Linked DNA regions of Homo sapiens: region 2 is linked to region 1. Evidence: read pairs that join two places in POLR2A ChIA-PET (ENCODE). Cell type or tissue: OCI-LY7. All regions are shown on one strand. Each heading gives the region's core, and the rest is flanking DNA. Links, peaks and the distances in the headings are about the cores only. Region 1 has its middle 5.1 kb from the start of CLSTN1. Region 2 overlaps NMNAT1 (nicotinamide nucleotide adenylyltransferase 1).

What was found. Peaks named below come from ENCODE experiments on the same cell type or tissue, not always from the same donor. Only the 100,000 strongest peaks of a DNase experiment are listed, where the experiment ranks them.
Region 2: POLR2A ChIA-PET joins it to region 1 with 5 read pairs; 2 of 35 experiments call an interaction of 5 or more read pairs at or near these places.

What each region holds. Positions count from the first base shown.
Region 1 is chr1:9,827,615-9,830,524 of GRCh38, reverse strand. No RefSeq gene overlaps it. Among named protein-coding and RNA genes, the nearest start is that of CLSTN1, 5.1 kb to the right of the region's middle. In OCI-LY7, for the core only: no CTCF peak of the experiment used is centred there; no DNase peak of the experiment used is centred there.
Region 2 is chr1:9,960,117-9,963,026 of GRCh38, reverse strand. All of the region lies in intron 1 of NMNAT1 (nicotinamide nucleotide adenylyltransferase 1), which reads right to left. It also overlaps the pseudogene TMEM274P. Among named protein-coding and RNA genes, the nearest start is that of MIR5697, 5.8 kb to the left of the region's middle. In OCI-LY7, for the core only: no CTCF peak of the experiment used is centred there; DNase peaks (open chromatin) are centred at 1,656 and 2,116; H3K4me3 peaks cover 675 bases; H3K27ac peaks cover 507 bases.

The DNA.
Region 1 (2,910 bases), core at 325-2,824:
TAGTAGAGACGGGGTTTCACTATGTTGGGCAGGATGGTCTCGATCTCCTGACCTTGTGATCCACCCACCTCGGCCTCCCAAAGTGCTGGGATTACAGGTATGAGCCACCACACCCTGCCTGAAGTGCCCCTTCTTAAGTTAGGGTTGCTGCCACTGCCACAGTAGCTTAAGGCTCCTAGCCATGAACAATAATGGGTGCTAGTAACAGCAGGTGCTGGTTAACACCTGCTTCTAGGAATGGGCCCTGTGCTCTGCTTTTTGCACATCACCTCATCTGTTCCTCACAACCACCCAGTGGGGAGGGCTTGTCTCTGTTTTACAGATGGAGATGCTGAGATTGGAGAGGTGAAGGGCCTTACCCAAGGTCACACAGGTAGAAAGAGGCAAAAATGGCAAAAGGTACAAAAAGGCTTCACTGCAGGCCGGGCGCGGTGGCTCACACCTGTGATCCCAGCACTTTGGGAGGCTGAGGCGGGCGGATCACGAAGTCAAGAGTTTGAGATCAACCTGGCCAACATGGTGAAACCCCGTCTCTACTAAAAATACAAAAATTAGCTGGGTGTGGTGGCGCGTGCCTGTAGTCCCAGCTACTCGGGAGGCTGAGGCAAGAGAATCGCTCACTTGAACCCGGGAGGCAGAGGTTGCAGTGAGCCAAGATCACGCCGCTGCACTCCAGCATGGCCAACAGAGCGAGACTGCGTCTCAAAAAAAAAAAAAAAAAAAAAAAGGCTTCACTGCAGCATTCCATAAAAACAAAAAATTGGAAACGACCCATCAACAGGGGAAAAATATTCCTCAATAAGGGGCACTGATTAAATAAACTCTGCTAAGTCCACGCGGGACAGCACTACGAAGCTAGGAAAACAAATGCTGAGCCGGGTGTGGGGGTTGCACACCTGAAGTCCCAGTGAGTCAGGAGGCTGAGGCAGGAGGATCGCTTGAGTCCAGGAGTTTGAGGCTGCAGTGAGCTATGATCAATGATCACCACTGTACTCCAGCCTGGGTGACAGAACAAGACCCTGTTTTTTTTTTTTTTTTTTTTTTAAAAAAAGACTGTTTGTACTACATACTGCAATGGTATGATCTCCAGGATGTTTTATGAAGTAAAAAAGGCAAGATACAGAGTAGCAGGTATGATTTGCTGCCTTTTAGCTAAGAAAAGGGAAAGACATATATACAACTATTTGCTTGTACTTAAAAAAAAGAAACACAATGGAAATATAAACTAAAAATAGAAGAAATGGTAACCTATAAAGGAAGGAGGATATAGGGAGGAGGAAACAGGAATAGATCTAGACTTCTCTGAACACCCTGCTTTCTAGATATGACTTTGGAGCCATGGAAATATATATATATAATTTTATTTTTTGAGACAGAGTCTTGCTCTGTTGCCCAGGCTGGAGTGCAGTGGTGCGATCTTGGCTCACTGCAAGCTCTGCCTCCCAGGTTCACGACATTCTCCTGCCTCAGCCTCCCAAGTAGCTGGGACTACAGGCGCCCGCCACCACACCCGGCTAATTTTTTGTATTTTTAGTAGAGATGGGGTTTCACCGTGTTAGCCAGGATGGTCTCGATCTCCTGACCTTGTGATCCACCCACCTTGGCATCCCAAAGTGCTGGGATTACAGGCGTGAGCCACCACACCCGGCCCCTATTTTAAAAAAAATTTTTTTTTTTTTTTAGACAGAGTCTCACTCTGTCACCCAGGCTGGAGTGCAGTTGGCTCACCGTAACCTCTGCCTCCTGGGTTCAAGCGATCCTCCTGCCTCAGCTCCCGAGTAGCTCGGATTACAGGCACCTGCTGGGCTAATTTTTTTTTTTTTTTTTTGAGATGGAGTCTCGCTCTGTTGCCCAGGATGGAGTGCAGTGGTGCGATCTTGGCTCACTGCAACCTCTGCCTCCCTGGGTTCAAGTGAGTCTCCTGCCTCAGCCTCCCGAGTAGTAGCTGGGACTACAGGTGCCCGCCACCACATCCAGTTAATTTTTGTATTTTTAGTAGAGACTAAACTTGGAGTTTTGCCAAGTTGGCCACGCTGGTCTCACACTCCTGACCTCTGGTGATCTGCCCACTTTGGCCTTTTTTTTTTTTTTTTTTGTATTTTTAGTAGAGACTGGGTTTTGCAGTATTGGCCAGGCTGGTCTCAAACTCCAGACCTCAAATGATCTGCCCGCCTTGGCCTCCCAAAGTGCTGGGATTACAGGCGTGAGCCACCGCACCCAGCCAAATATTTAATATACTATAAAGCAAAATTAAATTGAAATTTTACCAAAAGGAAGGAAGTGGACAGAAATGGATTTGCACCATTCTGTCCAACCAGAGTCCTTGCTCCTAAGCACAGCATCATTTTCCTTCTCGTTAATTATCCCTTTTAACAGCAACGAAATGACCTGGCCGGCACACGAGAACACAGAGATGAGGCCACACCTTGTAATTTCTGGGGTTCTGAGGGGGACCCTGGTGGTGGTTCTGGGTGCTGCGGTTCTTTCAGTAAAGAACTTCCAGGAGTTTCTAATCAGCTGCTTTCATCAAGATTCTCATAACCTTCTCCTGCTGCCGCTTTCAAGTGGGTTTGTTCCCGAGCACATTATTAGGAAAGCGGCTATAATAACTGCTTACCTGCCTCCGGCTCCGCTCCACAAACACCCGCCAAGCCCACACTGTGCAAAACAGTAGTAACACGCCCGCCTGAGAATGGCTCCGCGGCTCCGCATTGCTGCCTAAGAGCTTTCCTGCATGTGATCTCATTTCATCCTCACCGCAACTCCGGGCCGGGGAACTCATGTCCCCGGTGAGGAAGTCCAGGCTTGAGATCGGCCTCAACAGTCGGAGGTGGCAAAGCCAGGGCTTGCTCGAAGCCCCACCTTCTCACTGTTGGGGAGCAGGCTGACTCCAAGCTGTGGAATCCTGTG
Region 2 (2,910 bases), core at 254-2,753, 130 kb before region 1:
GGGTTCTCAAAATAATATGACATGGGTGTTAAAAACCCTTATTTGGGGCCAGGCACGGTGGCTCACACCTGTAATCCCAGCACTTTGGGAGGCCGAGACGGGCGGATCACGAGGTCAGGAGATCGAGACCATCCTGGCTAAAACGGTGAAACCCTGTCTCTACTAAAAATACAAAAAATTAGCCGGGTGTGTTGGCAGGCACCTGTAGTCCCAGCTACTCGGGAGGCTGAGGCGGGAGAATGGCGTGAACCCGGGAGGCGGAGCTTGCAGTGAGCCGAGATCGCGCCACTGCACTCCAGCCTGGGCTACAGAGCAAGACTCCGTCTCAAAAAAAAAAAAAAAAAAAAAACCCTTATTTGGTTGTGTGATCTTGATTTGATCTCTTAACTCTGTTTTTAGGTTCTTTATCTGTAAAATGGAGATAATGAGAAGGCCAATCTCAGTTACTTTGAGGATTAATTCTGAGGATAAACATGGCAAGGGGCTTAGCATATTGCCTGGCACAGTGTTAAAATGAATGGTAGCTGTTATTTTTTTTTTTTTTTCAGACGGAGTCTCGCTCTGTCGCCCAGGCTGGAGTGCAGTGGCGCGATCTCGGCTCACTGCAAGCTCCGCCTCCCGGGTTCACGCCATTCTCCTGCCTCAGCCTCCCAAGTAGCTGGGACTGCAGGCGCCCACCACTACGCCGGGCTAATTTTTTGTATTTTTAGTAGAGACGGGGTTTCACCATGTTAGCCAGGATGGTCTCAATCTCCTGACCTCGTGATCCGCCTGCCTCAGCCTCCAAAAGTGCTGGGATTATAGGCGTGAGCCACCGCGCCCGGCGGCAGCTGTTATTTTTGAGGAAAGTGATGTTACTGATGACAGTGATGATTTGGAATTCATTGGACGGGATGAAACAAGATAGGAAAAGCAGCCACAAATAGTCAGTGGAAATGGAAGTAAGAAAGATACTTGGGGTCCGGGCGCGGTAGGTCATGCCTGTAATCCCAGCATTTTGGGAGGGCGAGGCAGGTGGATCACCTGTGGTTGGGAGTTCGAGACTAGCCTGACCAACATGGAGAAACCCCGTCTCTACTAAAAATACAAAATTAGCCAGGTATGGTGGCACATGCCCATAATCCCAGCTACTTGGGAGGCTGAGGCAGAACTACTTGAACCTGGGAGGTGGAGGTTGCGGCGAGCCGAGATCATGCCATTGCACTCCAACCTGGGCAACAAGAGCAAAACTCCGTCTCAAAAAATATATATATACTTGGGGCCTTCTCGAAAGAAGGCACAGTGGTGGGATCACAGGGACACTGCTAACTGTTCTTAGGGAATAACGGAGAAGGTTCAGTAGTAGTCACTAGGGCATTAGAAAAAAATGAGTTCATCACTAAGAATGATTTAAATGTCTTACCTTTCAGTTACCATCAAAAGTATCATACCATGATTCACTTGGGGCTTGTACCCATACCCTTTATCCCTACCCCAGGCCCTCGATACCCATAAAAACTACCAGTGGTATTATGGGAGGGGGTGATGAATGCGACATGCCCATAGTACCCTGAGGCCTACAGAGAAATCAGGGTATCCACCAGCCACTGAGCATGCTCTCAAAGACTGGTGGAGGGGCTGGGTTCAGCTGGCACCAGACAGACAGCTGGCGTCAGACAACCCCGCCCATCTCAGGTTTCAGTTACTATTCCCAAGAGAGAGATGGAAGAAGGGTAAGGCTGAGTTCGAGAGGTGTGGGTCCTCAAGGGAGCTGCTGCAGTTCTGAAGCAGACTTCAGGGAAGGATGGAACAAACAGCTTTTAGCCCTACACTTGGGGATAAGCTTAGGTTTCCAGGTGATGCCCAAGGGATGTGGAAGGGCTGGAGGAAGCTGATCTCTCAGCATAAAGGAAGCTGTCTTTCTCCCTTGTTACATCTATAACTTGTCTCAAATATCCAGCTCACAGTTCCACTAACTGTTAACAAAGCCAACTCGAGCTCACACCAGACTCTAAACCTTCAGAGCCACACAAGAGTTAAGGTTACAGTGAGCTCCTATTGCTGCCAAAAGTGGGTTTTAAAGAACTAGGGTCTGTCCCTTTCCTGAAGAGTACTTCCTCCATATCATTGCAGGGCACATGCGCATGCGTATAGGGGGGCTGTGGCCGATTGATGAATGGGTGCAGCAGTTTGGAAACTCTAACGGGACTGACCTGGGTCCTCCTTGTCTTGCTCCAGGTGCTCTGGGCCCAGTGTCACCATGATTCACTTTTGTTTGGCCCACACGGCCTATCGCTTGCACTGCTGGCTGCTGAGAACTCACCAGCTCAGGCTGTAAGTGTCCCTCCTCAGCTCACTGTGACAATAAGGAGTTCATTTCTTTCTCTGGCAGTCTTGAGGCTTAAAATTTACTTTTAATTTTAAAATTACTAATCTTGGGCTGGGTACAGTGGCACGTGGCTGTAGTCCCAGCCACTCGGGAGGCTGAAATTGAGCCACTGCGTTTTGGCCTGGGTAGTTACTGATCTTTATTATTATTATTATTTTTGGTAGAGATGGGGTCTCGCTGTGTTGCCCAGGCTGGTGTCAAACTCCTGGCCTCAAGTGATCCTCCCACCTTGGCCTCCCACGGTGCTGGGATTAGAGGCATGAGCCACCACACCTGGCCAAAATAACTGATCTTTATGTTTTAAAAACACTGAGATGTAAATATTAACATAACATTAAGCCAGGGTTTTTTTGTTTTTGTTTTTGTTTTTTTTAGAGATAGGGTATCGCTCTGTTGCCTAGGCTGCAGTACAGTGGCACAATCATTGCTCACTGCAGCCTTCAAATCCCAGGCTCAAGAGATCCTCCCACCTCAGCCTGCCAAGTAGCTAGTACTACAAGCACACGCCATCACTCCTGGCTAAAAAGTCAGTTTTTTAAAAA